Linked DNA regions of Homo sapiens: regions 1 and 3 are each linked to region 2. The links are chromatin loops, found by intact Hi-C in ENCODE. Cell type or tissue: K562. All regions are shown on one strand. Links, peaks and the distances in the headings refer to the core of each region. The heading gives the core; the rest is flanking DNA. Region 1 overlaps TANK (TRAF family member associated NFKB activator). Region 2 overlaps LOC101929532 (a long non-coding RNA gene). Region 3 has its middle 26 kb from the start of PSMD14.

Evidence for each region. A loop is a pair of places that touch in the nucleus more often than their neighbours do. Peaks named below come from ENCODE experiments on the same cell type or tissue, not always from the same donor. Only the 100,000 strongest peaks of a DNase experiment are listed, where the experiment ranks them.
Region 1: a loop joins it to region 2, with 7 times the contacts of the local background. A loop is called at or near these places in 12 of 110 quality-filtered maps.
Region 3: it touches region 2 in a loop (8-fold over the local background); 2 of 110 quality-filtered maps call a loop at or near these places.

The regions. Positions count from the first base shown.
Region 1 is chr2:161,218,883-161,229,127 of GRCh38, forward strand. TANK (TRAF family member associated NFKB activator) reads left to right here. Exons shown (of 8, transcript NM_001199135.3): 5 at 5,033-5,109; 6 at 5,749-5,864. It overlaps PSMD14-DT (PSMD14 divergent transcript), which reads right to left. Exons shown (of 4, transcript NR_110593.1): 4 at 4,376-4,601. Among named protein-coding and RNA genes, the nearest start is that of LINC01806, 21 kb to the right of the region's middle. In K562, for the core only: a CTCF peak has its summit at 4,446; a DNase peak (open chromatin) is centred at 4,459.
Region 2 is chr2:162,119,110-162,129,354 of GRCh38, forward strand. All of the region lies in intron 1 of LOC101929532 (a long non-coding RNA gene), which reads left to right. Among named protein-coding and RNA genes, the nearest start is that of GCG, 28 kb to the right of the region's middle. In K562, for the core only: a CTCF peak has its summit at 4,902 (motif pointing left); a DNase peak (open chromatin) is centred at 4,932.
Region 3 is chr2:161,277,005-161,287,249 of GRCh38, forward strand. No RefSeq gene overlaps it. Among named protein-coding and RNA genes, the nearest start is that of PSMD14, 26 kb to the right of the region's middle. RefSeq lists enhancers at 1,405-2,041, 2,042-2,677, 4,967-5,467 and silencers at 3,134-3,428, 5,274-5,568. In K562, for the core only: a CTCF peak has its summit at 4,074; a DNase peak (open chromatin) is centred at 1,757; H3K27me3 peaks cover 566 bases.

The sequences.
Region 1 (10,245 bases), core at 1,060-9,059, 900 kb before region 2:
CCCTAGTAGTTGGGATTACAGGAGCACACCACCATGCACAGCACAGATCAGTTCATTTTAAATGTAGTGTTTGGGGAAAGAGTGAAAGGAGTGTGAGAAATCTTAATTAAATTGCTCACTGAAGTTATGCAGTTTCTATTTTGCATTAAAAAAGCATGTCCACAATTAAATATTTCTTCCCTTTAAAGAAATCAGAAAGATATATGCAAAAGGTACCTAATACAAAGTGAAAGACTTAGAAGACAGATAGTAGAAAAGTATTCATCTCATTCTACAAATTAACTTTGATAGAATTGAAATTACAGTAATTGTGGCAGTACTGGCAAAGGATTTTACCTTTTCTGAACAATATGTTTTATTGTAGCATTGAATCAGTAGAGATTGTGGGGATGGGTTATGTTAAACCACAACCCAATAAAGAACTTGGAAGTAATTAGGGTGTTTAATTTTATTTTTATATTGTTTATTTTCTTGCCACTTCCTTCAGAACTCTGGGATGGATCCCATTTTGCCCTGGAGTTGTTCCCACACTGGCAGTGGGTTTGCCTAGCACACTGTATCACACAGAACAGACAAGGCTCCTAGGATTTGTGTTTCTCTTGCTTTGCTAGATTTTCAGGAATGTTAATGAGGGTGAGAGAACCATAGATTTTATATGGCCGTAAGTTCTTTTAGATTAAATACAATATTCTATTTTTTTATCTTTTATCCTCAAACTTTTATGTACTATTCTTTTATGTTTATTCTTATCAAATATCTTTTTGTAATTTTTTTTTTGGTCCTGTTTTATACCTTAATCTTTTTCTGTCTCAGCCCTTTTTTCACTTTCTCCCTGATTCAGCTGTATCCAGTGCTTGACTTCACTATAACATCTTTTGTCTCAGTATATGTAGACTGGTAAGGAAATATTCAACCTCAGTTCCTCCTTTAACATTTCATTCTTAGTTCTCAAAAATCTAAGTGACAAATGAATCTTTATTTTCAGTTTTTTTCCTACTACTTACTTTTCCTTTTTCTGTAGTGAATTTTATCAAGCTAACATTTATACCTATTCCATAGTTTATATTCCCTCTACCAATCCATCCCATCCCACCTTGGCTTACTTCTTGGTTTACATTGATCCAAGTAAGGATTCTCGTTTCTGTTTTAAAAGCATATTTCTATTTAGCCTCATCCCGAAACGAAATAAAACATTGACTACACTCAGTTGCCTAAGCTAGCTAAAAATAAATATTCCTTTGCATGCAAGGATCGTAACTAAAGTTTAAAGGGAGTCTTTGATATGAACACTGGAGTTAAGTGAAATATGTATCATTGAAAACTAACCTTCTTTACTTAATAGAAGCCTTTTAAAGTTTAGGTTTCTTACATACATATGAGAGAATATACATCTTGTTAAAGAGTTTAGTCAGAATTATCTTTAAAAATTCCATAACTCAGCTGGGCGCGGTGGCTCACGCCTGTAATCCCAGCACTTTCGGAGGCCGAGGTGGGCAGATTGCCTGAGGTCAGGAGTTCGAAACCAGCCTGACCAACATGTTGAAACCTTGTCTCTACTAAATATACAAAAATTACTCGGGCATGGTGGCGAGCACCTGTAATCTCAGCTACTTGGGAGGCTGAGGCAGGAGAATTGCTTGAACCCAGGAGATGGAGGTTGCAGTGAGCCAAGATCACGCCACTGCACTCCAGCCAGGACAACAAAAGCGAGACTCTGTCTCAAAAAAGGAAAAAAAAATTCTGTAACTCAATTTTATTTTGCTGACTTTAATTGCTTAAAATTTTTAAGAAAAAATATGGTTTCAAATGACAATTTTTATTTCTTTTCTGTATCTTTCCAATTTTTTATAAAAGGAATAAAATAATTTCACTTTTAGTATCAACTATAACAAAAGCAGGTGTTAAGGAAAATGTACATTTCTTTCTTTGAGAGGTTGATATCTAACATATCCTAGAATGGGAAACAAAAACATTTTTGATTATTTTTGCATCAATAATAAAGCCTGATTTGGACTAATGAAATATTAACCACTTTTTTTTCTCCTCCTTAAATATCACTGCATATTCAACTGTCCCTTGAACATATATTTTTGATATAATACCCATCTAGGGAGAAGCTTAAATTGACTTACACTAAATCAAAATTCTCCCAATTCACATAGGAAATTTAAGGAAACATTTTACATCTTCCAACTGTTTCAGATGTGTTTATCTTAATGGATTTAGTTGAATGACTTACCCAGCGACATACTGGAAGTGTATATGAAAAGTATGATGTGTAAAACTCTTATTTCAGCATTCATTCCACAAGTTCAGCATTTCCAAACTAGTACTTGGAACAGTTTATGATGTTAAGTATTTTAAGTTTTAGTACCTCAAAATAAATTCATTTTTTGAATGATTTAATGCTTAAAATCTCCTAAAATATAATGTTCAAAATTCCCTTGCTTTCTTATTTGAAGTTACAACTTCATCTTCCTGCAGTACAGAGCCCACTTGGATTATATTTGAGAATAGAAAGAAAAATACAAGTTATCTTACTCTCTGAGATGCTCAACAAACTGATTAATCTTTATTAAGATAATGCATTGACAAAAAAGTCTGAGTTTCTGGGAAAGTGTTGAAGTTGCCATTGATTATACTAATCCTAAATCCTTTGAAAAATTAATGATTGTTTTCAGAAAGTTGTATCAGACTGCTATAATGGAAAATAGCATTAACATGTTATGCCCCATTCTAAATAAACCCGACTTCAAAATGTCTGTCAGAAAACCGTTTACTTTTTTTTTTTTTTTCCCCCAAGTAACATGTTAAGAGGTGCCTTTCTGAAGATTTTTCTTGGGTACCGGGAACTCAGAATTTTCATTTGAAATATACTAACAGCTTTATTTGGCATGAATGATAAAAGGTGCAGTGTATTGCCTAGTACAACCAGTAATACTTTTTTCAATAAGAATAAAAACAAAAATAATAGTAAGCAGAGCTGTGTTTCTAACCCCAAAGAAGCTGAAGACCTTAGTTTAGATACGTCATAGGAATTCCTTAAGGAGTCCTCCTTTACCTCCTGCCAATACACCAAAGGAATCTTTTCTTGATAAATTCACCCACACTAGTTATCAAATCCAAACATCACAGAAGTAAGTTAGCATCAATTATTTACCAAGCGAGACAAAGGTTTGTCATTTTTTTCCTATCTTTTCCTTCAGCCCTCTTCATCCCCATTAGTTTTTTAATACTTCTTTAATCTCAGAAGCAGTCATTCCTAGTTTATGTCAAAGTCAGGACTTTGGAATTTGGAGCACTATCTTTACCACTTTCTGTAACTATCTCCAGTTTTAGGCTAAAACTACAGGGCATTACTCTTTTTTTTGTTTTGTTTTTTGTTGTTTTGAGACAGTCTTGCTCTGTCGCCCAGGCTGGAGTGCAGTGGTACAATCTTGGCTCACTATAAGGAGGTCATTCCATTTAATATATAATCACTTATTTTATGATTTGTTTGACATATTAAATTATCAAATATAAGTATTTTCTTAATATACCTCTTCTCTGATTTTGTTGATATAGACTTAATAATAAAATCTTTTAAAAGTTTGTTTTCGTATTTGTAGTGTTCTGACTGGCTGGCTAGCTTTAAAATGTTGCCTTTCTTCCTAGTCCACACTAAAATCCATTGAGTGTTCTAATTGTACAAAACACCATAGAAAAACCTTGTCTACCACTTTTAAAAACAAACTGTGAATGTGAAAATATCTTCTGATGTGACTGCCTTATAATGCTCAATACAGCAGTTTTAATCCAGAAGAATATATGACCTGAATGTTTGTCAAACACATGATATGCAGCAACAAAATAATCTTTATTTTACTTCAGTCTGACAATATAATGTATAAAATCACAAATTGTTTGTATTGGCAAGATTTTATTTTACTAATTCTGAGATACTATAAAAATAATACTCTATATATTTAAAGTATTTATTTAGAAAAAACTGGGAAATAAATTGGAGAAGATATTAATTTTAAGAAAAACAAACTGAAATCAAGTCTTTGTCTTAGAGAACAAATAAGACTCTGAAGAAATTGAAAGAAATCTTTTGAAAAGCAAGAGTGAAGTACTTCAGTGATAAGACACAATGAAGTAAAATCTTCCATTTATAATAGCTACAATGACCTTAATTGAATAAAATCTAAATGTCACTAAAGACAGATATCCACTGGTTTGGATTTGAAATTTAAGAACTATACAATTTTGGATGAATTATAACTTATGATTCTGTATTAGGATTCTTCAAATCCTTTTCAGTTTATAAGCTTTAGAAAGTACACAACACTTTCTAGGTATGATGTAAAATTTTTTAAATATTTAAACCATAGAATACATTATTACAATATGTTCTTTAATGTTGATTTTTAAATGTCAGAATAGATGTAATACCAGTGTAAGCCACAGGGTGGGAGTGAAAGGCAAGAACTTGTGTTGAAGCAGCTTAAATACATAATTGCACCATCTTTATAAATCTTTTAAATGCTTGTTGAATTATAAGGAGCTGTAGCTTGGTTTTCTTTCTTCCTTTAATACAGCTGCATTCTTCAGCAAAGAATCTATAACAAAAGACAAACACGTTGATTTAAATATATAGGCCATTTTTACTGAATATCAAAAGAAGTAGACACATAGATTTTTTTCCCCCTAAGTTTCTGAGCGTATGAGGTGCTTGGTGAACAGAGCAGCAATTTTGATCAATAGTTGAATTTGAGAAATTTCTTGAATTACCAGTACCGGAAATAGTAATTGAAGTTACCAGAAATATTTCATCTCTTCAGACTTTCCTTCTTCATTTTCCTTTTTCCTTGATTTTTCTCATTTAAAGAAAAAAATCAATTGTATATTACATATAGGTCTATAAGCTGTCTCAAGTTATTTTTCAGTAGGGAAGGTAAATAAAATTTCCTTTGTGTTTTCTCTTTACTCGACCTCATTTGAATTTGGGAGCAATTTAAAGTAGTAATAGTAATCATTTTGTATGTTTAAGGTAAGAAGACAAGAGGTTTCTTCTCCTAGAAAAGAAACTTCAGCAAGGAGTCTTGGCAGTCCTTTGCTCCATGAAAGGTAGTTCTACATCCTTTTTTCTCAACTCTTAAAAATTATCAATACTGAAATATATTTTATATTTGTTTTTTTTAAGCTTTAACAATTGCAAAAAAAATAGCCTTTTAGAATAAGTGGAAGTGACCAACCCCAGAATCCTACATGTTAAAGATGACCTAAACAAGTCATGCAGTTAATAGCAGAGCTGAATCTAAAACTTGAATTCTGTAAAGCTCTACTATTTCAATAGACCAAGTGTTAAGGTCGTATTTCTTTATATGGATGGCTCCTAATGTGAACCTTACCAAAATGAGGAATATTTAATATTCTATTTAAGATATTTGCAGAGAACAAAAGTCAATGCATTGAAATTTCTAATGTGAGAATAAGACAGCCAACATTAGTGTATATATGAATAAGTAGATATGCTAGACTATACTATATTTATGTATTAAAACTTTTAATTTATCACTTACTTTGTGCCTGGCCCTCTACAAACACAAGCTGATTTTGGGGACATTGTTTAGGAATTTAAAATAATTTTTTTTTACTTTTAAATAATTATTTTGTGGCACATAAAATGGTACTACATAAGTTTGATTATTTAAAAAACTTGGAAGTTATAGCTTTACATTTTAAAATGTTGATTTTTTTTTTTAGGGGTAATATAGAGAAGACTTTCTGGGATCTGAAAGAAGAATTTCATAAAATATGCATGCTAGCAAAAGCACAGAAAGACCACTTAAGCAAACTTAATATACCAGACACTGCAACTGGTAAGATTTAATTTAATTTACAGTAATATTGATTTGCTTGATTGAAATTGATTTCCTTTTGAATGTGAAAATATTCCTGAATGCCTATTAAGTGTGTAGCATCTGTAATTTACCCCTCATCCACGTATGTTTGAATGTGTACATGCTGTGTAAGTTCTGTAATGTATTACATGTGTAATTGTTGGTTTTTTTCTCTTTGTTGTATATGGTACTATATAGATTAAATTGAAAGACATAATTACTAATTATCTTAATGAGACATCCCACCTTAAAAAAATACAAAATAAATACAGACTATATCCCTGAAAGTTTTCAGTTGTTTTTTGGGGGACCTTATTAAACATTAACTTTTATGTTAATAAGTGACCTTGAAGCCACACTACCATATTATATGAGCTAAGTAAAATTATAACATCAGGTTTGTTTGTAAATTCTGCCTGAAAGTGCATTACATACACTATGGATAGATGTTTTTTTAATGTTCTTTTTTTTTTAATTCAATACAGAATCTTGCTATGTTGCCCAGACTGGAGTGCAGTGGCTATTCACAGGCCTGATGGTGCACTACAGCCTTGAACTCCTGGGCTCAAGAATTCTTTGAACTCATTTGGTTCAAGAATAAAAACGTGGCACTCAAATTTCCTGAGTGCTAGTTGTGTTTAATGCACAAAATACACATTTAGTATAAAATATAATTTAGAAGGAACATTTGTTTTACATATGTGTTATAGTATGTTTTGTAAATGCTGTACCCTTTCCTAAAACCCCAGACTGGCTTCCTGGTGTTTGCTTCAGTAGTTCTATATGAATAGCAAAATCTAAGGGATTAGGTCTGGCAACCAAACACTTCTGCAAACAAAAGGAAGGTAAACTGATCATTTATAATGATAAATTCTCCTTTACCTTTGTGATTTGAGCTATTCTGCAGACAATTCCCAAAGGATGTGATTTACAGTTTTCACTCTGAGAGATGTTGCAGTCTTGCTGACTAACACCCTTTTAATTAAAGATCACTTTCCATTTCTTGCAGCTCTTACATCTAGGCTATTTAAAATCATTTTATAGTGTAAATTCACTTTTTGCTACTACTACCATTTTATTTTCAGAAAAGTTACACAATGTGGTATTACAGAAACAAAATAATCTTTGTAGACAGACATAATTTGGTTCTTTCTCTCCCTTCCCCCACCTCCCCAAAAACAACTCTTTTCTTCACCTTAATTTTTGTCATTTTCATGAGAAATTGATCTTTTGTATGGACTAAAGATAACTAGGTACCTCTGAAGTAAATGAATTATTTCTGTTTAAAATATGCTAGCTATGGAGATGTAGTACCTAGAATTCATAAACATGCTTTTTTGAACATCAACATCTTTTCAAGGCATTGTAATGGTGATATATTCTTTGTTACACAGAAAACTTATCTCATTATCAATGGCTTAATACTTTGACCATTTTTAAATTGCACAGGTCTAAATCTGAGTATGTGTCTGTCAGCTAGAACACTGAGTATTTAACTTCAATTTCTTCTCCACTAAAACTGCTTCCTGATGCCTTATTTTTATGCTTTATATTAACAGTGTCACAAATAATAAGTACATTATTCTCAAAATATTTTGTGCTACAGACTCTAGTGAAGTTTTGCTGGGGTCCAAAGAGAAACCAAAATAAATATTATACTCTGACAGTGGTATATCAAAAGGAGAAAGGAAAAAATATTTTTTGAAAAGATGCCTATTCAGGGTTTCCAAGTATGTATGCTACACTGTATAAAAATATAGAAGAACTATTTTGAATATGATTTGCACAATATATCTGGGAAGAGTACGTGTATTGTCCCTATGTTATTTTGTATTAAAATTTGATTTTTACTTTTAAATAACCAGATATGATTCATTTGAAAATACTGAGTTAGTAGAATTCTACATTTCCTATTTATTATTACTTTGTTTTTTCTACTCATCTACATATGGCAGTAGACTTAAGAAATGATAAAGATAAAATGTATGTTTATCCATAGCTTCAAATAAAGTACTGTTTGGTTCATAAAGGAGTGTCCAATTTCAGTAGAGATTGGGAAGGAAGAATATAGGATTAAGGGTAACAAACATCCATGAGAAGGGTAATAAACAACCATGAGGTCTTTTTCTTTTGTCAATATACAACGTGATTATACTGAGAAGTAACTAAATGGATAGCCTGTATTTAAAACTGGGAAATCTAAAAATATTTCCCATTTTACTTTTTCCTTGCAAAGCTAAGTAGTCTTAAAATAGACAAAATAGAAAAGCTATTTGCTCACCTGATCATGTTTCTCAATATGGTGTCAGGATGACAAGTGCTTTCATGCATCTCATTTGAGTTTTAAGTTGTCTCAGCTTAGATTTCTAGTAGCATTAGGAATGTAAGGTTTAAATTTTTTTAATAGATATTAACTCTCACTGCTTGAGCAGATTAACTCAGATTATTTTAATGTGGCTGAGTTTTATGCCAGCTAGCTTTGCTGAAAGAAAATATCTGTTTTTTTAGAGCTGTTTGATTTCTCCTCGTTTTGTTCACAGCGGGGATAGATCAACTGCTAGAAAAATAATTCAAAGCACATTTCTGTCAATTTGGGGACTTCTCTCTATATATAGAAACCAACATGTTCAATTTAGCCTAATGGTTCAGAGCACAAATCTACAGTTAGGTTGCCTGGGTTCCAGTGGCAGATCTACCACTTACTATAATAGTTGTGTGGCCTTTGAATTAACCTCTCCAACCAGTTTCTTCACATGTAAAGTGGGGATAATAATAGTGCCTGCCTCAGGATTACTTTGAGTATTATATGAATTAATGTACATACAATTATTATAATAGTACATGCCATGTGGAAGTGCTATTAATGTTAATAGTCATTTCCATTAGCAGCAGCAGCAGCAGATTCTCCAGCATTCACCTTGTTCTCCTTGTGAAGATCATTTGATAAGTCTCTCCTCTTCGGGTGTTACAGAATCTGATTACCTCAACAGTTGGTTTTCCTGATTTGTTATTTGCAAGTAGCAAATGTCATCTACAAAGACAGTACTGTTTCCTAGACTTTCCTACCACTTTCAAGTCTACTGCCAGGGAAAATGACTACTCGAGAGTTAATGGACTTTAAGAACCTCAGAGGCTAAAGAAATCCAGATAAACAATTAAGCTTGGTGACAATTACTATAGCACTCCTAGTCATAGAGTATCTGGTAAATGTTGATTATTATAGTAGGCTTTGTAGGGGAGAGATTACAGATTCATTCAGAATTCATTTGTTAGGGGCATACTATGTGCCAGACACTGGGCAAGGGTCTGGAGTTAGAAGGAAACAAAACAGTTTAAGACCTCAAAAAACCTACTTTAGTGGGAAGAAACAGAGTTATACTTGGAAATACAGTCATGTGCCAAATGACATTTTCAGTCAACAACAGATTGCATATACAATGATGGCCCCATAAGATTATAATGGTACTTAAAAGTTCATATCAGCCCAGGCACAGTGGCTCATGCCTGTAATACCAGCACTTTGGGAGGCTGAGCTGGGCAGATCACCTGAGGTTGGGAGTTCGAGACCACCCTGACCAACATGGAGAAACCCCGTCTCTACTAAAAATACAAAATTAGCCGGGCGTGGTGACGCATGCCCGTAATCCCAGCTACTCGGGAGGCTGAGGCAGGAGAATCACTTGAACCTGGGAGGCAGAGGTTGCGGTGAGCCAAGATCATGCCATTGCACTCTATCCAGCCTGGGCAACAAGAGCGAAGCTCGGTCTCAAAAAAAAAAAAGTTAATATCACCCTAGTGACATTGTAGGTAGCTGTTGTTACATTGTAGCACATTTTGTTTTTTTTGTAAATTTAGTGTAACCTAAGTGTATAGTGTTCATAAAGTCTACAGTGATGTACAGTAATATCCTAGGCCTTCACATTCACTCACCATTAACTCACTGACTCACCCAGAGCAACCTCCGGTCCTGCAAATTCCATTCACGGTAAGTGCTCTATACAGGCATACCCATTTTTTATCTTTTATGCCATATTTTTACTGTACCTTTTCAGTGTTTAAATACACACATACCATTGTGTTACCTGCAGTATTCAGTACAGTAACATGTTGTATAGGTTTGTAGCCTAAGAACAATAGGCTATACCATATAATGTAGGTGTGTAGTAGACTATACTGTCTAGCTTTCTGTAAGTACACTCTATGATGTTTGCACAATGACAAAATTGCCTAAGACTGCATTTCTCAAAATGTTCCGTCGTTAAGTGACACATAACTATATAACAGTGTGTTTCAGTTCTCAGGGCATCCAAGAGTCATGGGAGAGTCATCCAGAGAAACTTATGTCCAAGCCAAGATATGA
Region 2 (10,245 bases), core at 1,440-9,439:
TATTCCTCTACTTTGTGAGGATTATGCACTTTCCATGGACTGTTTAAAATTCCTCAAATGATGAATTTAAGAGGGAAAAAATCTATCTTTCCCATCTCTCACTCAGTCTCCAATGGCTATCAAACATCAAATATTTTCCTCTTCCCTAGGCTGGAGGCCTAACAACTCTGGGAACTAAACATCAGATTTTCCACAGAGAATTGTGGGTTCATTTATTCTTTGGGATGATTGTCAGATATTACTTGTCTTCCTCTACCTCCACTGTACCCCCTCAATCAGGTGAACCCACCTGCTAAGGCTACCTGTCTCAGCTCAGCTCAGCTCAGCTCATCTCCTTCTACTGGGATCCTGGCCTTCATAAAGTGCCCTTTACACAGACGCTGGCTTGTCAGTATTGCTACATATTTCCACCCAGCCCTGTGCCATCCATACCTGGCACCCAGTCTCAAGATCTGATGCTGATTCTCTGGTCTCTCTGGACCAAGCCATCAGATGCTTCTGACTCAGTTGCCCAGGATTTCTGTGTTAGAAAGAAACTGCCTGGGAACTGCTTCTTGATTTTTCTGGATCAGGCTTCTAGTCCCAACTCTGTTAAAATTCCTGGTATAATCTTAGACAGTTGTTTTAACCTCTGCAAGCCTCAGTTTCTTCATCTATATAATTAGGATAACAATAGTTGTGTTGCCTAGGGATACTGTGAAGAAATCAATTAATAGATGTGAAAACACTTTGTAAAAGTTAGACAGTAAATATATGCATGGTAGTACATATATATGCATTAGTACAATCTGGTTACCACGCTGAAGTTGGGATTTTTGATATTATTACCCTTATCTTTACCCTTCCCTGTCATTGCTGCATCTCTTGGCTTTTTGCTTAGATCCTTGATCTTCAGGACCTGATGTGCTGAATGTCAATATCCATCTGCTCACTGAGATGATCTTATCAGGCTCAATGTCTTCCTGTCACGTCATGCAAAGGTCATTTTCTCGCTCTCTTTCAGTCCCAAGTGAGCCACCTGAGCCTTCTCTCTTCAACTGCTTTTCTTTCTGACCTAATCTCCTAATGAATACGGAGACCTGTGCAATTCCAACCAACACTCTGCTCTTTTCTTCCTTCATAGCTGTCACACAGAGGAAACCCAAGACAGCAACATATTCTGGAAGCCAGGTGAGGAGAGTTTCTAAGAGGGAGAGAGTGAAAAATTCTGTCAAATGTCAAATTCTTTTCAAGGAAGATGAAGCCTGAGAATTGAGCACTGGATTTAGCAATGTGGAAGTTACTGGTGAGCTTGATAGGAGCAAATTGGGGGAAAAAATGAAATAAATTTCAATTAGAGTAGGTTCAACAGAGAGCAGGAACAGCTAAATTAGAGGCAATGATAAACAGCTTTTTCAAAGAGCTGTGTTTTGTTTTGTTACTTTTTTTTCTTAAGGTAAGGAAAAGAATGGGCATTAGCTACAAAGACAATAGGATGATGAAAGGTTTTACCAGACAATACAGACAAAAAAGAGAGGATACACTGATGAGAGAGGAGAGAAGAAAATGGCTGGAACAATGACTTGAGTAGGTTAGAGCAGAGGGGATCCAGGGCTGTACTGGAGGGGCTGGCCTTCAGAAATGGGGATGGCTCAACTATATCGCAGGAAGAGAGTTGGAACATGTGTACACACATGCATCAGGGGAGGACATGGAGGGTGTCTTCTGATGGCTTCAGTTTTCTTAGTTACACAGGAAGCAAAGCCATAAGCTGGGAATGAGGATGGGGGAGGAGGTGTTGGAATCTGAGAAGAGAGAAGGTAAGAAATAACCACATAGGAGAGTAGAACAGTAAATTATCTAGGGAAATACAGTACAATTGCTAGGCAGTGTTAATCGCCCTGGTAATGTTAATGATCATGAATCTATATTGATGTCGTTAGTGGATTTTTCTCTAGATATATTCATTTGTGTGAGTGTAGTCACAGTGTAGGCAGAATGTCAAATTTAACTAGGGTTTGGCTTTATCCAAGAGAGTTTGATGAACAAAAGTAAGGCAGAGAAGTTGGGGGCAAATTTAAGGGAGTGATTATAATGAGTGACCATGAAATTTAAGCAAGATAATGAGGAAGTAAGTGAGGCTGCAAGGAAAACCAGCAGGATCAATAGACTGAAGACGGCAGGATGGATTGAGCCAAGTGACTAATTAGGGAAGAGAGTTCCAGGCAGATTGTAGTTGTTTGTGAGGTTGGGGGACTATTGGAATTGGGGTTCAGGAAATGAGTTGAAAAATAGCAGTTATTGACCAGAATAGTAAGCTGCTTAAAATTGATGTTATGGAGGGTTTGCAGTTATGGTAAAAGTACAATTGTTTATCCATGGGAATAAGTGGCCAAGGTAAAGAGGAGAACAATATCTCTAGAAGTGGGGAGGCCAAGGAACTGAGAGAACAGACATTGGAAAGGATCTGCTATAGGGATACTGAACTCACTAATAAGTAGGAGAGAATTAGAGGTAGACAAAGTGAAACATAAGTTAATTATCTCCAAAGATTAACAAGCAGTAACCAGGAAGTGCTGGTGATATATGGTGGCACGAGGGTAGAGATGACCTCAACAAACCCAGTCACTTCCAGAATGCATACAGATCTGGCTTAAAATGTTCTGGTCAGGCTGGGCTCAGTGGCTCATGCCTGTAATCCCAGCACTTTGGGAGGCTGAAGCGGGCGGATCACGAGGTCAGGAGACCATCCTGGCTAACACGGTGAAATCCTGTTTCTAATAAAAATACAAAAAAATTAGCCGGGCATGGTGGCGGGCGCCTGCATCCCCAGCTTACTCAGGAGGCTGAGGCAGGAGAATGGCGTGAACCCGGGAGGCGGAGCTTGCAGTGAGCCGAGATCGCGCCACTGCACTCCAGCCTGGGCGACAGAGAGAGACTCCGTCTCAAAAAAAAAAAAGACCTTGCTGGTCATTCCACACAAGCAAGTGGGTAATGAGGGACCATTGTTTCATGCTAGTGTTCTTATTCTCGCCATTATTTTTTTTCAGTTTTAATTGAGCTCGTGAATATTAGAGAAGAAAGAAAAAAAGGAAAGAATGTGGAGTGATGATAATTCAGTTAGTTTAATCCAGCTCAGTAATTAGTTTCAAAGTGTGGTTTGGGAACCCCTGGGGTTCCCTAAGACCTTTTTTCAGGTCATAACTATTCTCCTAATGATACTAAGATGTCATTTGCTGTTTTTGCTCTTTTCGTCTTGGGAGTGTACAGTGAAGTTTTCCAGAGGCTAGATAACTTATGATAGCAAAATATGATAATAAACACTGAGTACAGAAGCAAACATGAGAATCCACCTGTCTTCTATTAAGTCATGTAAAACAATGGCATTTTTCTTGTTATTTTTCCTGTTTTGGAATACACAGTCTTTTTCATAAAAAGTATTATTTATGTTAACTTGTAATGGAACTATTCTTTTAACTTAAATCAATAAAATGAATATTTAGGACTTTCTGTTTAATTTTGGATATGTTAAATGTTAATCGATATAGCCTGGATAAACAAAAGTCCTTTGGGGATAGCCAATTTTTAAGAGGGGCCTGGAGACCAGAAAGTTTGAGAAGCTCTGATTTTTGTCACTTACTAGAAGGCGAAGACTGGGAAGCCTGAGAGGTTGGACATATCGAGAGAAGTGGAGGTGAAGGGTCCTGCATAAACACTTCTAACCACTGTGACCTGCAACATGTTATAATATCAACTCCCTGAGGCTCTAGCAGGGGACATGCACAGGTCATAAAGTTTCTCTCCTAGCTATGGAAGTTCTCCTTACTTTGAATATCACTAGATGTATTTATTGAATTAGTAATTGTTATGAAAAATTGAGCAATAAATCAATCTGTATAAGAAAATGGTATATCTTTGAAATTTCCATAAAGCTCAACTGTTTTAAAGGCTTAGAAGTTTGCCTTTCTTTTTTGATTATGAAAGTAATACATGTCAGTATAGAAAATGTAAAAAATTCTGAAAAGCATTAAGTGACTAGGAGTTAGTTATAATTTTACCTCTCAGAGAGAATAAGTTAGCTTACTACCCGTTTTCTTCTGTCTCTATTTTTTAAACAAATATGTTACCATGCTGTATATATCATTTGAAATCATTATGTTTAATGGAGCAAAATATCCCATTTGAATTATATAATAATAAATTTAGCCAATCTACCTATAGTTAGTTAGATGTGAAAATATCCCCTCCATTTTTTTCATCTTTTATAATGTATGTTTGAATATGCTTCTCTCTATATCTCTATATATTACTTTATTCTGCACATGCACACACACACACACACACACACACACACACGCCAAAAACTATGTATATGCAGTTGTCTACATCACTGTTTCAAAGCATTCATTTTGCTGAAGGAAATAAATACTGCAAAGTTGGAACTTCCTTCCAAATTGACTTATATCTATTGTTATTGCTATTTTTAAATTTATTAGCAATTCCAATACAAGTGCCATTGTAGAATTTTTTTAAAAAAACTGATTAAATAAACCTAAATTTCATTTGGATAAATTAATGGATAAAAAATATTTTGAAAACAAAAACATAATTGAAGATGAATACTGGTGACAGCAGGTTTTAGAAGGTATTGTAAAACAAAAATAATTAAAACAGCGTGGTTTTATAGTAAGGATTGACAGATAAAGGAAAGAAATTCCTAGGAAATATTGTCTAGCACACTTAAAAATTTAGTATATGGTTAAAGGCAGTATCACAAATAAGTAGTGACACTAATGAATGTTCAATAACCAGTGCGAAAATATCATTAACTCTGTGGAAAGCAATAAACAAAAACAAAAACGCAAATCCCATTTAAGTTATTGAGATAATTAGAATAAAAGATGTATGGTGCCATCTAGTGGTTAAACGTGTAATTGCATACATACTGTTCTATGTAGAGTCTAATGGCAGAAATTTAAACCTGATGGAGAATTGAAGGGAGGTAAATTATTCATTAATAAAAAGGTTTACATCTCACACTTCAGCACTAATTTAAGAAAATATTTTTAAATACTGACTGTTTCCGAGAATATTATAAACGGTAGCCTATATAGTGATCCTGCATGAACATACAAGAAATTGCAGTTCCAGACATTCACATAAACAAGCATGCCAACCTGTCAGACTTTTTTTTAGTAACACAATGAAACAAAAGAACAATTTGAGTAAAAGCATGCTGATTGGAAATTCATACATGAGAGCAGAGCCTGCCAGCAGTTATAGTTTTGAATAAAGAACACCAGGGGAGCAACCTGTCCTCTGGCCCATGGGGACTAATGGAGAGCCAGAGCTTGCCCTGGGCCAGTGGCCAGTGCAGTTGGGTAGTTCTTGGTCTCAGTGGAGACTGCACATCTCCCAACTGGCCTCAGGCACAAGCTATACACACGCAGCCATCTCCACACTGGGTCTGTGCCTCCAGTCTTCCCATCCATCAGTCCATGGAGGCTGCTGCAAGGATGCGTGGCTAATCTAGAAAGCAGCCCTGCCTTCCATCTCTGGGAACGCACTCTCCTTCCCATTCAGTGGCTGCAGCAGCAGCTGCCCCGTTGGAATGCACAGAGCTTCCTGGCCCCAGCTCCTTGGTCCAGAGATGAGCTCCTAGACTAAAGCTGGGCCTATACGTCTTCTTCCTTGGAATTTTGAATTTGGAAACAAGAGAATTGGGCCAGTCTGTCTCTGGATTGTCAAGACTGGGAGCTTAAAATTCAGAAGCTTTGGGTGTCCATTAGTGTAAGCTGGAGAAACAGAAAGAGCAAGTGGAGAGGAAGAAGCCCAAAGAAGCAGCAGCGGGCGATGAATGAGGCAGCACCACTGTGCTCCCCCTCCCTAGCTCTGTTGCTTTGCTCTTTTTGGATGCTCAGTTACTCCTTGGATTCCTTGGATTCCCAGTATTCCTCAGATAAGCCTTTCCTTTTGCTGAAGCAAATGTAAATGTTTTTCTGTCCTCTACATTTAAAAGTGTGCTAATAAATATTTTGAAAGGACAAATCTGATCTGTATCATTCAACAGCTGCTCATTACCTGCACATCAAGTGCAAATTCTTTAGCATGGCTTTTGAGGCCTCTCATGACCTCTGAAGCCTCATCTCTGACTTGCCCTTGCTTTCTCCCTTCTCCCAGCCCCCCTCCCTCCTCCCTGTCTGTCCTCCATGCTCCAGCCACATTCCAATGCTTCTCACTTTCCACACTGCTGCATTCTACCAGCTTCTCACCACACCGTTCCCTCTCCATGAAATACTTCTCCACCACTCTTCCTCCCCCAGAAGCACTGAATCATCCTTCAGATCCCAGCTTAGGCATTATTTCCTCCCAAAGTCCTCTTAGGACCCCTAAGACTGGGTTGTTTGCTCTTCATATGCTATCCCATAGCACCTTGTTCGTAACTGTGTTGTAGCTTTTATTGCTTGGCATCAAAATGGCCTGTTTATTTGGAGGAGACACTAAGCTCTGTGAGGGAAGAACAGTATTTGCCTCACTGTTGTACCCCCCGCCCCAATGCTTTATACTTTACCTAGAATACAGTTTGCGCCCAAATATTTGTTCAATAAACAAACGAATATATACAGAGAACCATGTCTCTTATCTAAGTGAGAACAACTGAGGCCCAAGTGTGCTGTAAACTTTTTTTCAGGAAAGTGTCCAATCAGCCTCATTTCTGCTTAGACTAGGGTCTGTAAATCTCTAATAATATTTTTGAGAGCTGCTGTCTCAGGCTTCACAACCAGACAAATGCTTTTAATGTATGCAACTTTCTCTTATGCTAAATCAGAGCGAAATGCACATGAATCGATATAAAGATTATCTGCATTTTGTGGACATGGGTGGTCCAGACACCCACAAGGAGATAAATAAATGTTTGAGGTGGGTCCTTCAATGATTTTTACAACGGATGCCAATTTGGCAAGCTTGACTGGGCCCTACCAGTGTGAGGAACCATGATTTTGGTATGATGTTGGGGAATTTGTGGCTTCCATCTGCTGGTTATCTCACAAAATGTAGAGCTGAGAAAAATCACATACTGATTAAATCATAGAATCCCACACTTGGAAGGGACTTCATGAGATGATCTGGGCCCGCCTCCTGAAGGTCAATGCATAAATCATCTTGTGCAGATGGCTGTTTATACTATTTTTAAAGCTCTTTAAGGATGGAGATTACACAGCTTCCCTTGGTAGTCTGATCTTCATGGTCAAGAACTTCCTTTTTTAAAAGCCCAGCTCCTCACTGCAGTTTGGCTCATTTCCTCTTTTTGTCAGCTCTCTGTGAACATGGAGAACACATGATCAACCTTTCCTGCTAATTATCTCTGGCCCACACCTGTACCCTAGCAATTAATTATTAGGATTTATGCTATTTTTCCCCTCCCAAGCTATGCAGTTGCAATTCCTTAATTTTTTTCAGAAGACTTATTTTTTTCCTCCTCAATTACTTTTGTAATTTATACTTTTTCTCCTTAGAGTCTGTCCCATAGCTCATTATATAAAACTAGTAATAGCAGCTCTCCTCAAGTCCTAATCAGCTGTAAATAAACAGCAAAGCTTTCATCTTTTCTTACTCCAGTATCATATTTGCTGTTTAGATCACAGCACTTCCTTTTTGTTTGTGGTGTAGATTAGGTTCCACAATAAACTTCAAGCCTTTTACTGTCAAACTGCTACTTTCTACATGTCATATCTGTGTAATTCGCCTTTGTTTTTTTGATAGACTGAGTAATGCTCCCCCACCCCAAAGATGTCCGTGTCCTGGTCCCCAGGACTGTGAATATGTTACCTTGCCTGGCAAAAGGGACTTTGCAGATATGAGTAAGGACCTTGAGATGGGGAGAGTATCCAGAATTATTCAGGTGGGCCCAATGTAATCACAGGGGTCCTTATCAAACAGAGGCCCGGAGGATCTGGGTAGGAGAGAAAAGATGGCCGCAGAGATGAGAGTGATGGGCTTTGAGGATGGAGGAAGGAGCCACAAGCCAAGCAATGCAGCCGCAGGAGCTGGAAAAGGCAAGGAAACGGACTTTCCCCTGGAACTCCCATGGAGAAGCATGGCCCTGACCTGCCCACACCTTGATAGTAGCTCATTGAAACCTGTTTGGGCTTCTGATTTGCGGAGATGTAAAGCAATACATTTGTGTTGTTTTAAGCAGCTAAGTTTGTGGTGATTTGTTACAGCAGCAATAAGAAACATACAATTTACTAATATAATAATCTGTGCTTGTCTTGAACGTCATGGTCTTATTCAACAGAGCATTTTTTGATTTATAGAGGTTTCTTGATACTGTGTTCTCATCATCCAAAGCCACATCAAAATGAGTGGTTATTTACTAGACTATTGATAACCTTAACTTCTTATCAACTGTTTTAAAGTAATTTATGTACTAGAGGATTCCATTTATTGAACAGGTTCTATGTACCACATATTTGAGCTTGGAATGTGCTATCTCACTTAAGCGTGACAACAAAACCACAAGGCAGAGATTATTATCGGAGCCCCATTTTACTGGGGCTTGGAGCAGTGCAGCAGTGCAGCTAGTTGCTAATGGAGCTGACAGTCAAGCTCCAGCCTGCTTGATTTTAAAGTCTATCCTCTCTCTACCATGATGACCTGCCACTGTGCTGTGCTCACTTTCTCTAGTGGAGTACAAAATTGTGAAGAATCTGAAGCATTGAATTTTCAAGGAAGATGTGTTACTATATGTAATTTTCTTGGGAAAAAAAAGCTGGTTTCCTAGAAATGCTATGTAATTATTCCAGATGTCAGATTGAAATGATTTCAAACACCCAAACCAAAATTATAATTGTTGAAAAGTGAGAGGGATCACTCAAAAACATTAGTTGGGAAAGCAAAAGCTCTCTCTGTCTTGGCAGGAACCTATACTTTCCCTGGGGAAATATCATTTCTAAGGAGCAAAACTTCTGAATTAGTTTTCAGCAAAGTATGCTTTAAATTCTTCTGTCCTATGAAAGTTTCTGACATCGTGTCATTCTTCAGTTGAATTCTGTTGCCTACATAATTTGACATGTGAGACAAGGAGGGATGCTATTTTACTTCCATGATCCTCTTCCTTTTCTCGGTTCTCTCTGTTTGGAAGAGAGGAGAGTGCAACTTTATTTTTAATACTAACCTTTTCCAGCTACGCTTTCCATGTGGTCTGCTGAGGCTGGGAGGATATATACATTTGTTTTCAAGTCATCTCATTTTAAACTGACCAGCAAATATTTAATCAGCCAACAACTATCCCTTGGTTCTGCTAACTAGTCCTCTCCCTCTCCCTTTTTACTGAACAATTAGTACATTTTCTTAGTATCATAGTAAACACTATGCAGATACAGCTTCAATTTCTGCCTCTCTTCCAACCACACTGCTTCACCTATGTCCCTGATATATAAATCTGACAGCTTCTCTCCATCCTGTACCTCCTGGCAGATCTTAAAAGACCACAATGATCTACACTGTTATCTGCATCCCTTACTTACTTGTCTCTTCTTAATGCACTATAATTCAATCTGCCGCATCATTCCTTTGTGAGACCATGAAACTTGTCTCACAAAAACTTGGGTTCTTGTGGGATGGGAGTGGGAGTAGATGTCCACTTGGCATCTTTTATGTGTCCCAAGCTAAACCTCCTATTTCCCCTCTAGCCTCTAAAACTCACTCTTTGACCTGTTTTTGCCTTTCAGTGAATGGCATAATTTAGATGTCAAGCCAGAAATCTAGGATGTAACTCTATACTGCTTTCTTTTATCCATGTCATCTTCATTACCTTAAAAGAAGTAATTCTAGGTCAGGCACAGAATCTCAGCACTTTAGGAGGCTGAGATGGGAGGATTGCTTGAGCCCAGGAGTTCAAGAACAGCTTGGGCAACATAGTGAGACCTCGTCTCTACATTAAATAGAAAAATTAGCTGGGCATGGTGGCGTGCACCTATATTCCCAGCTACTTGGGAGACTGAGGTTGGGGATGGCTTGAGCCTGGGAGGTGGAGGTTGCAGTGAGCCAAGATTGTGCCATTGAACTCCAGCCTGGGCAACAACAGAGTAAGACCCTGTCTCAAAAAAAAAAAAAAATAGTAGTTTCACTTACCTCCTCCTGCTCACTCTTGGTTTCTTAATTCAAGCCTTCATCTTTTTTAAAAAAATTAATTTTGTGGGTATATTATAGGTGTGTATATTTATGGGGTACACGAGATATTTTGATACACATTAGGGTAAA
Region 3 (10,245 bases), core at 1,045-9,044, 840 kb before region 2:
TCAGCAGAACACAGACATAACTGATCATTCAAAATCTTTTCCTACGTCTTATAAACTAAGCACATGGGCTCTCATGTTTGCATACTTCACACTTAATATTTTAACAATGTAAATTATGTAAGCCGCAGAGCTGTTGTTCTCTTTCTTTCCCTTTCTTCTTTCTTTCTCTCTCTCTCTTCTCTTTCTTTCTTCTTTCTTTCCCTCCCTCCCTCTCTCTCTTTCCCTCCCTCCCTCTCTTTCTCTTTCTTTCTTTTCTTTTTTTTTTTTGAGACAGGGTGTTGCTCTGCTGCCCAGGCTGGAGTGCAGTGGTGTGATCACAGCTCACTGCAGCCTCGATCTCCTGCCTCAGCCTCCTGAACAGCTGGGACTGCAGGTATAGGCCACCACACTGGCTATTTATTTATTTGTTGTGAGACAGCGTGTGATTCTATCACTCAGGCTGGAGTGCAGTAGCACCATCTCAGCTCACTGCAACCTCTGCCTCCTTGGCTCAAGCCATCCTCTCACCTCAGCCTCCAGGGTGGCTAAGACTACAGACATGTGCTACCACATCCAGCTAATTTTTGTATTTTTGGTAGGGACAGGGTTTTGCCATGTTGCCCAGGCTGGCCTCAAACTCCTGGGCTCAAGTGATCCTCCCACCTTGGCCTCCCAATGTGCTGGGATTACAGATGTGAGCCACTGCTCCTTGCTTTTTTTTTTTTTTTTAAGTCAGAGACAAGATCTGGCTATGTGCCCAAGCTGGAGAGCAGTTGTTCTTAACCTCCATGTTGAAATTGATTGGTTGGTGTTCCATGGTTGTGAGATTTGCCAAAAGTAGTATGTTACTAATAGAGAATAAACAGTATTTGATCTTAAATCTTCACTGGTTAAAGATATAAAAGAGGCCAAGAAGTGGATGGGCCTGTGGCTTAGGCCTGTAATCCCAGCACTTTGGGAGGCTGAGGAGGGTGGATCACTTAAGTCCAGGAGTTCAAGAGCAGCCTGAGCTACATAGAGAGAACTCATCTCTGTAAAACATAAACAAAAAATTAGCCAGGTGTGGTGGCACACGCCTGTAGTCCCAGCTACTCTGGAGGGTGAGGTGGGATTGTTTGAGCCCAGGAGTTTGAGGCCGCAGTGAATCGTGATCCCGCGACTGCACTCCAGCCTGGGTGACAGTGTAAGGCTTTGTCTCAAAATAATAATAATAAAATATAAGAGGCCAGGAATGGTGGCTCATGCCTGTAATCCCAACAATTTAGGAGACTGAGGCTACAGGATCGCTTGAGGCCAGGAGTTCGAGACCAGCCTAGGAAACATAGTGAGACCCTATCTCTACAAAATAAAAACAAAAATAAAAAATTTGCAAGGGGTGGTGGTGCACACCTGTAGTCCTAGCTACAGAATTGCAGCTAGGATGAGTCAGGGGAGTTGCTTGAGCTCAGGAGTTCAAAGCTGCAGTGAGCTATGATCCCGCCCATGCCACTGCACTCCAGCCTGGGCAACACAGATCTCATCTCTAAAAAACAAACAAAAATAAAAGAGAAGAAAGGGCTTTTACTATGCTTGTGGTTGTGCACATTCAATTTTAATTCACAATCCATTTTAGAACGTTTTATCACCCCCGACCAGAGAAAAACCCTGTGAACATTAGTCACTCCTCATTCTGTCTCAAACCCTCTCCCTGACCCTCAGCCCTAGGTAACAACTGCATAGAGCGATCAACCCCATATGCATAGATTTCCATATTGTGGACATTTCCTATAAACGGAATTGCATAATACGTGAGCTTTGATGACTGACATAACACTTTTAGCACAATATTTTCAAGATTCATCCACATTGCAGCCTTACCCACAGGGGGAAACCATTTTTTTGGGGTTTTAGTAACACTGGGTGTTTTCTCCTTCCTTCCTTCCTTCCTTCCTTCCTTCCTTCCTTCCTTCCTTCCTTCCTTCCTTCCTATTTCTCTCTTACTCCTTCTGCCCTCTCTCTTTCATGTGCCTTAGGTGCATCCTACGTTCTGCGTCTTTTTGGGGAATCCTCGACAGGTGCTGGAAAATTGTGTTATTGTAATTATTTACCGCTATCTCTCTTTCATGGTTCTCCATCAGTTGTAAGCATCTATTGGTTTATCCCAGGTCACTAAGTATATTTTAATTAGGCACACCTGTTTTTCTTTATACAGCTGTTTCTGGAGTATAGGGTCGCATGCTCATAAACCCAGTGTAACTCAGAAACGCATCTAATATTCCAATAAACCCATCATAACGTTGAAAAATCATAAACCAAACCATCATAAGTCACGGTTTGTCCGTGGATATGGGCTTCATCAATTCCATTGTATTCAATAATGCTGTACACCATTAACAATGGCAGACTGATAGGGCGTGGATATTGATAGCATTATAAAAATCAGTTATTAGAGGGATACTTTAACCTGACTGAAGAACTGATCTAATGGTATTAGTACAGTGCATGATTATGTGAAATGTTTTGAGACAGAGTAGTACATTTGTGAATGAAATTTTATGGCTTTTTTCACTTAGTAGGAACCTTTGTGTGTGGAAAACTGAGAAAATTGCTTTCTGCTGTAGAGTCTGGCATTCATTGTAGATTAAAGCTTATTTTTCTGTGAGTAAATCTTATTCAATAAAATACTACTCTTTATAATAAAAAACAAAAACACTGGTGATGTGAAGTCATTATCCTCAGCAAACTAATCCAGGAAAACAAAACCAAACGCCACATTCTCACTTATAATGGGAGCTGAAAAATGGGATCACATGGACACAGGAAGGGGAACAACACATACTGGGGCCTTTTGGGAGGCAGAGCGTTAAGAAAAACAGCTACTGCATGCTGGGCTTAATACCTAGGTGTTGGGTTGACAGGTGCAGCAAACCACCATGGCACACGTTTACCTTAGTAACAAATCTGCACATCCTGCACATATACCCCAGAACTTAGAAACAAAACGAAACAAAAGAAAACGAGAAAGCAATAGCAAAACGCTAACGGCAAAACAAAGTTTCAAACTCAGAAAGTGACAGACCAATTTTTGGTTCAAATCATGGTTCTCAACCCAGGTGCCATAAGGTCAGGATAAAGAATTTGATTACGTATTGTAAATAAGACATGCAGCAAATGACCAGAAAAATTATTCCCAACATATGTGTGTCTTCGAATTCAACGGTGACGCTATCTACCGGGACACAGCATTAGATTCCAAAGGGCCGAGTCCCGCAAGACTGGCCTCCCACACTAATAACAATGGGAAGCCCTACGTTGTTTTACCTGTGCTTCTCAGCAACTGGCTATAAATCAGGTTTCCACCACTCCCAGTTTTAGTTGCATTCATTTGCTGGAAGAGCTCACAGCACGCAGGGAAACACTGACATTTCCCATTGTATTTTTCTGAAAAAAATTCAGAAAAAAATTTTGGGCCCGGCACGTGGGGAGGGGCGCACTGCCTTCCAGGAAGTGTTATCCAGAAGCTCTCTAAACCCAGTCCTTTTGGGTTTTTATGGAGACCTCATTCTATAGGCATGATGGGTTAAACCATAGGCTATTGGTGATCAGCTCAACCTGAGGCTCTCAACTCTCCCTGGAAATTGGGGTTGAGGCTTTGCCATTCTCAGTCTGAGTAAAAGAATTTACACAAACGGAATTTTAAAACAGATTAGCATAACAGGAAACTTAATTAGATGATTGAATTATCTGGAGCCACACCTTGATATTCCTAACCTGAGCACCCTCATCCAACGAATGCTCCACCCAACTGGCTCCCAAGTCTCTACGGGGTTCCAGAGCAAAAGAATGTTTATACAACGCATATCTCCACCTCTTCTTCAAAGTCTTTTCGCTTACACGGGTAATTCTTAAACTGCCATGCATCAGGGTCAGGGGGAGGGCTTGTTACAACACAGATCTGTGGATCTCCGGGGTTTGAGGGTTGCAAGGATGCTGCTGGTGTCAAAACCACAACGTGGGAACCACAGAACCACTAGTTGGTTTTCAGTGTTTCAGTGCATTTAATTCATAATATATTTGGCCAAGAAAACTTGTAAGGTCTTAGATTGTCCCAAAGGTGGCGCATGAAATCCAATCAGGAGAACAGTTTCCTACGAGGTGTAGCCTGGGAAAGTTGGGGGTGACTGGTGGAAAGGAGGAGTGAAGCTCCGCCCTTTCTGCTGCGAGGCTGCGCCCGAGGCTATTTAAACCCACCCTGGCAGGCCTGTACTCAGATCTTCGCAGAGCGGAGCAGCGGCCGGAGCGTTTGGCGGACTCTGCGTGGACTTGGAGCTCACAGCGTCTTGCGACTTGGAAGCGGATTCAGAGGACAGGACAGAACACTTGGGCAAGTGAATCTCTGTCTGTCTGTCTGTCTGTCTCATTGGTTGGCTTATTTCCATTTTCTTAAGGAGCACATACCTCACACCACACACACAAACACACACACACACACACACACACACACACACACACACACACTCCTTCATTCTGCGGGTTAGAAAATTAGTGGGGGTCCCTGGGAGCTGCAGGTTTCCTAATCATGTCTGCACCTAAGAACAGTAGGGTCTTGTCTGGCTCTTCTTATGAACGGTCCCCCAGCCCGGACTCCCCAAGATCCATGCTAGCCTCACCCAGCTTCTCCCTCTCCCCTCTCAGATACTCAGACTTAAGAGGAAGCTCCTCACCAGGGATCCGGAGCTACCATTCACCATCCCCTAGGGCTTCACCACACTCACCTCTGTCATCACCAGTATCCCACAAGCTCCCATTTCCCTGTCCTCTCCGTGATGGGCAATCAATGAAGCCATTGGGCTCTCCCGTGTCCTCCTCTGAGGATTCTTCAGAGTCACCACGTTCATCAATAATATACCACATGTTCCTACTGCCATCACCCAGCAGCTCACCCCCAGCTCTCGGGGAGTCTCCTGTGTCTCCCAGCTACTCTCCAAACAACCCCAGATTTCAGCTGGAGTCAGCCCTCCACACCCAGGAATCACCTACAAACTCACGAGCCTCACGGTGCTCCTCCCCTATGTCTTTCAACTCTTCACCCCCAGGCCTCAGGGACTCTCCTGTGTCTCCCAGCTTCTCTCCAGCCTTCCCCAGATTTCTGCCACAGTCAGCCCCAGGCACACAGGGGAACCCTGGACACTCACAGGCCTCACGAGACTATCTCCCTATGACCTGTATCTATACAGGGATGGCTCCCACGCATCCCTCAGTGACCCCAAACCCATCTCCACTTACACTCAGACACTCCCAGGGCCTGACAGCTACTCCCCGTTATTGTCCTTCAGTTCGAAGCCCTGGCCAATCTACCAGCCAACATGATGCAGCTACCTGGCCATTTCTCCACATTTCTGGTGAGGGCCCCACACCCAGCCGCAGAAAAGCCCCTCCTGCATTCCATCCTCACACACAGGCCTGTCCATCCACTTGCTACTGTCACACTCTTGCCAGCAGAAGAGGCCCCTGTAATGGCCGATATCACCGCCCAGTCTATCCTCACCCCACAGCTATGCAGCGGGACCCTCCTGCTGGCCCACGTGGCTGCCAGAGCCCATGCTGGCACTACACTCCAGCATGTCGGCGTCCCTGCGGGCCACACTACCGGTGACATGGCTAGCATGACCCTCCTTCCTGGCAGTGACACTGCTGATGTGAACCCCATCTCTACTAAAAATACAAAAATTAGCTGGGTGTGGTGGCGGGCGTCTGTACTGTAGTCCCAGCTACGCGGGAGGCTGACACAAGAGAATTGCTTGAACCCGGGAGGTGGAAGATGCAGTGAGCTGAGATCATGCCACTGCACTCTAACCTGGGTGACAGTGAGACTCTGTCAAAAAAAAAAAAAAAGAAAGAAAGAAACGAAAAGAGCAGCAAAGTTTGCAAATAATTTTTCAAAAACTTATAGCAGAAATAAATTTACCTCTATAATGACATAACTCACTCATTTGAGTTCACCGATTATTCTTAAAAGAAAAACAAAAACAACAAGGGGAGGGGGGCACGCTAGAATAAACTTCTGTTCCCGCTTCCAACAATTGTGTGCATCCTTCAAAACAGGGCTGCGTTGTTACAGCACAGATATAAACTCTGTTCAAGTAACCTATGAAATAAATTCCTTCACTATCCATCCTGCAGAATCTTTTTGTGGTTAACATTCATTCATTCATTTACTCTACTTCTTGAGAACCGAGCAAGATACTAGGGTTTTAAGATTAGGTTTCTGTACTGAAAGAGCTCACAATAAACTAGAGTGGGAAGTTTGCTGGATGTCCAAAATTACAACTTACGGCGACGGTAGGAACACGATTTTAAAGATAAAATGCATTGATCATCTTATTTTTAAATTTTATTCAGTTCAGATGTAAACATACCCATTTCCTGTTTTTATTTTTAAAGTTTTAATTTTAACTAATTCTAAAGTAATTTTTAACTAATCTTAGGGAAGACACACATGGTCCCCTAAATTGATTTAATATCCCAGCATGGTCCCCTAAAATCAGTGCATTTTTCCTAATCCTTATAACTTTCAAAGTGATTGTCAAGTGTGGTTGGGCCATGAAATTCCTCCTTAGATGTCATTTGTTGAGTTAATTTTCTAGAGCATGATATGTCAAGACTTGATGAGGCTTGCACTGGATGTTTTTTCTGTTGGCCCCTCTACATTTGTTCTTCACCTTCCCCACTCTGCTCTCTACCCAGAAAGGCTGGCCTCTAAAGACTTCCTTGCCTTCTGGCTTCTGGTTGGCTTTGGCTAATTGCAGGAAGTAAGGGAGCAGGAAAAGAAGGAAATTAGCACAGGGGTGTCCAATTTTTTGGCTTCTCTGGGCCACACTGGAAGAAGAATTGTCTTGGGCCACATATAAAATACACTAAAACTAATGATAGCTAATGAGCTAAAAAAAAAAAAAAATCACAAAAGTTTTAAGAAAGTTTGTGAGTTTGTGTTGGGCTACATTCAAAGCTGCCATGGGCTGTGTGCAGCCCTCCTGGCTGCAGATTGGACAAGCTTGAATTAGTGTATTCATTTTTCTGGCTCTCTCCCTGCCAGGTCTCAGCTTGAGAATGTCTGGATTCCACTAAGGCCATAGTTTCTGTCAGATGGCCCAGAGCCTGTGGCTATGGATTTCCTCTCAGGTCCTGGTAACAACTACTTCCTTTGCCCTTTTAAGTCTACGGGTAGTAATGGCTTCCTACCATTCAAGGAACCTAATTCCTTCCTAACACTTTCCCTTGTTGAGTTCCTTTAAACTTTCCCACATCTCTTAATGAAGTCTTCATTAAACTGTCTTTTAAATACATATCTATTTCCTACAGGGATTCTGAGGGATAGAAGGCTCCCAGTCAGAGTCCCAGCAAGAATATTTTAGAAAAGGGGGATACTAAGCAATATTTTAGAAAAGGGGGACACTAAGCAAGCCTTGGAGAGGCTAGGCTTATGTTGCATAACAAACAACTCAAAAATCTTAGCAGTTTAACAAACAAAAGATTATTTATCAACTGGGTAAGGTGGCTTGCGACTTTAGTTCCAGCTTCTCAGGAGACTGAGGCAGGAAGATTGCTAAGGCCAGAAGTTCAAGGCTGCAGTGAAGTATGATCACACCACTGCACTACAGCCTGAATGAAAGAGCAAAACTCCATCTTTAAAAAAATACATATGACATACAAAATATGTGTTAATTGACTGTTTATGTTATAGGTAAGGCTTCTGGTCAAGAACAGGCTATTAATAGCTAAATTTGGGGAGAGTCAAAAGCTATACACAGATTTTAGACTGCACAGGGCTCAGTACTCCTAATCCTTTCCACTCCCACTGAGCAAGGGCCAACCGTGTATCTCTAATACTAGTTACAGATGAAAGGAGTGGAGAGAAGTGGGGGGAAGCAAAGAAAAGAAGATGGCTGAGAATTTTTTTTTTTTTTTTTTTGAAATTGATGAAATACTTGAATTCCTCAAACTGAAGAAGGGCACCGAAATCTGAAAAATTAAATTAAAATGAATATATTGCTAGATATACCTATATCAAAATGAAACTCCAAATACTAAATTCAAAGGCAAAAATCTCAAAAGTAAAAACAAACAAAAAAACTACCATGAAATCAACAACCAAAAAAAATGGAGTACCTACAAAAAAAATAGCAAAAATAAATGACTGAAAACAACAGAACAATATTTTTAATATTCTGAGGGAAAATAACCAATAACCTAGAATGTAGTAGCTAGTTAAATTATCATACAAGAGTGAGAGAAAATATATTTTCAAAGTCAACAGAAGTTTACTATTCACTGATTTTCACTGAAAGCACTAATAAATGACGTATTTCAATAAGAAGGCAATAAAGTCCATATGCAAGAAACAATGGTGAGCAAAGAAATCAGTAATCATGTGTGTAAGTCTAACATTGACTGAAAAAATCAATATAATGGCCGGGAGTGGTAGCTCACGCCTGCAATCCCAGCACTCTGGGAGGCCAAGGCGGGCGGATCACGAGGTCAGGAGATTGAGACCATCCTGGCTAACACGGTGAAATGCCATCTCTACTAAAAATACAAAAATTAGCTGGGCGTGGTGGCGTGTGCCTGTAGTCCCAGCTACCCAGGAGGCTGAGGCAGGAGAATCACTTGAACCCAAGAGGTGGAGGTTGCAGTGAGCCGAGATCATGCCACTGCACTCCAGGCTGGAGACAGAGCAAGACCCATCTCAAAAAACAAACAAAAAATAAATATAATGATTAACCATGAGAGTTTCAAAAGCAAGATGGAACTGGAGAACAATAATATGGAAGATAGAAGAGAAGTTTATTGGAGTTTTTAGCATCTTAAGTTTCCTGCTTAGGCAGAAATGAGAGAGATACTGATTAAATTTAGACATTGATACATTAAATATGCATATTAAAAATTCAAGTGCAAGCCAGGTTGAGGTGGGAGGATTGCTTGAGCCCAGGCGTTTGAGACTATCCTGGGCAACATAGCATGACCCCAGTCTTTACCAAAAAATACCAAAAACAAACAAACAAACAAAATTAGCCAGGCATGGTGGAGCACACCTGCAGTCTCAGCTACTCCGGAAGCTGAAGTGGAATGATCACTTGAGCCCAGGAGACCAAGGCTGCAGTGAGCTATGATTGCACCACTGCACTCCAGCCTGGGTGAGAGAGTGGGACCTTGTATCTAGGATAAAATAAAGTGGAGGAGGTTCCAAGATGGCTGAATAGGAACAGCTCCAGTCTACAGCTCCCAGCTTGAGTGACGCAGAAGATGGGTGATTTCTGCATTTCTAGCTGAGGCACCGGGTTCACCTCACTGGGGCTTGTTGGACAGTGGGTGCAGCCCACGGAGAAGGGCAGGGCATCGCCTCACCAGGGAAGTGCAAAGGGTTGGGGAATTCCCTTTCCTAGCCAAGGGAAGCCGTGACAGATGTTACCTGGAAAATCGGGACACTCCCACCCTAATACCCTGCTTTTCCAACGGTCCTAACAGCACACCAGGAGATTATATCCCACGCATGGCTTGGAGGGTCCTATGCCCAAGGAGCCTCACTCACTGCTAGCACAGCAGTCTGAGATCCAACTGCTAGGAGGCAGCGAGGCTGGGGGAGGGGCATCTGCCATTGCTGAGGCTTGAGTAGGTAAACAAAGTGGCCCAGAAGCTCGAACTGGGTGGAGCCCACCGCAGCTCAAGGAGGCCTGCCTGCCTCTGTAAACTCCACCTCTGGGGACAGGGCATAGCTGAACAAAAGGTAGCAGAAACTTCTGCAGACTTAAATGTCCCTGTCTGACAGCTTTGAAGAGAGTAGTGGTTCTCCCAGAACAGAGTCTGAGATCTGAGAATAGACAGACTGCCTCCTCAAGTGCGTCCCTGACCCCTGAGTAGCCTAACTGGGAGACACCTCCAAGTAGGGGCCGACTGACACCTCATACAGCTGGGTGCCCCTCTGAGACTAAGCTTCCAGAGGAAGGATAAGGCAGCAACATTTGCTGTTCTGCAATATTTGCTGTTCTGCAGCCTCTGCTGGTGATACCCAGGCAAACAGGGTCTGGAGTGGACCTCCAGCAAACTCCAACAGGCTTGCAGCTGAGGGTCCTGACTGTTAGAAGGAAAACTAACAAACAGAAAGAACATCCACACCAAAACCCCATCTGTACATTACCATCATCAAAGACCAAAGGTAGATAAAACCACAAAGATGGGGAGAAACCAGAGCAGAAAAGCTGAAAATTCTAAAATCAGAGCGCCTCTTCT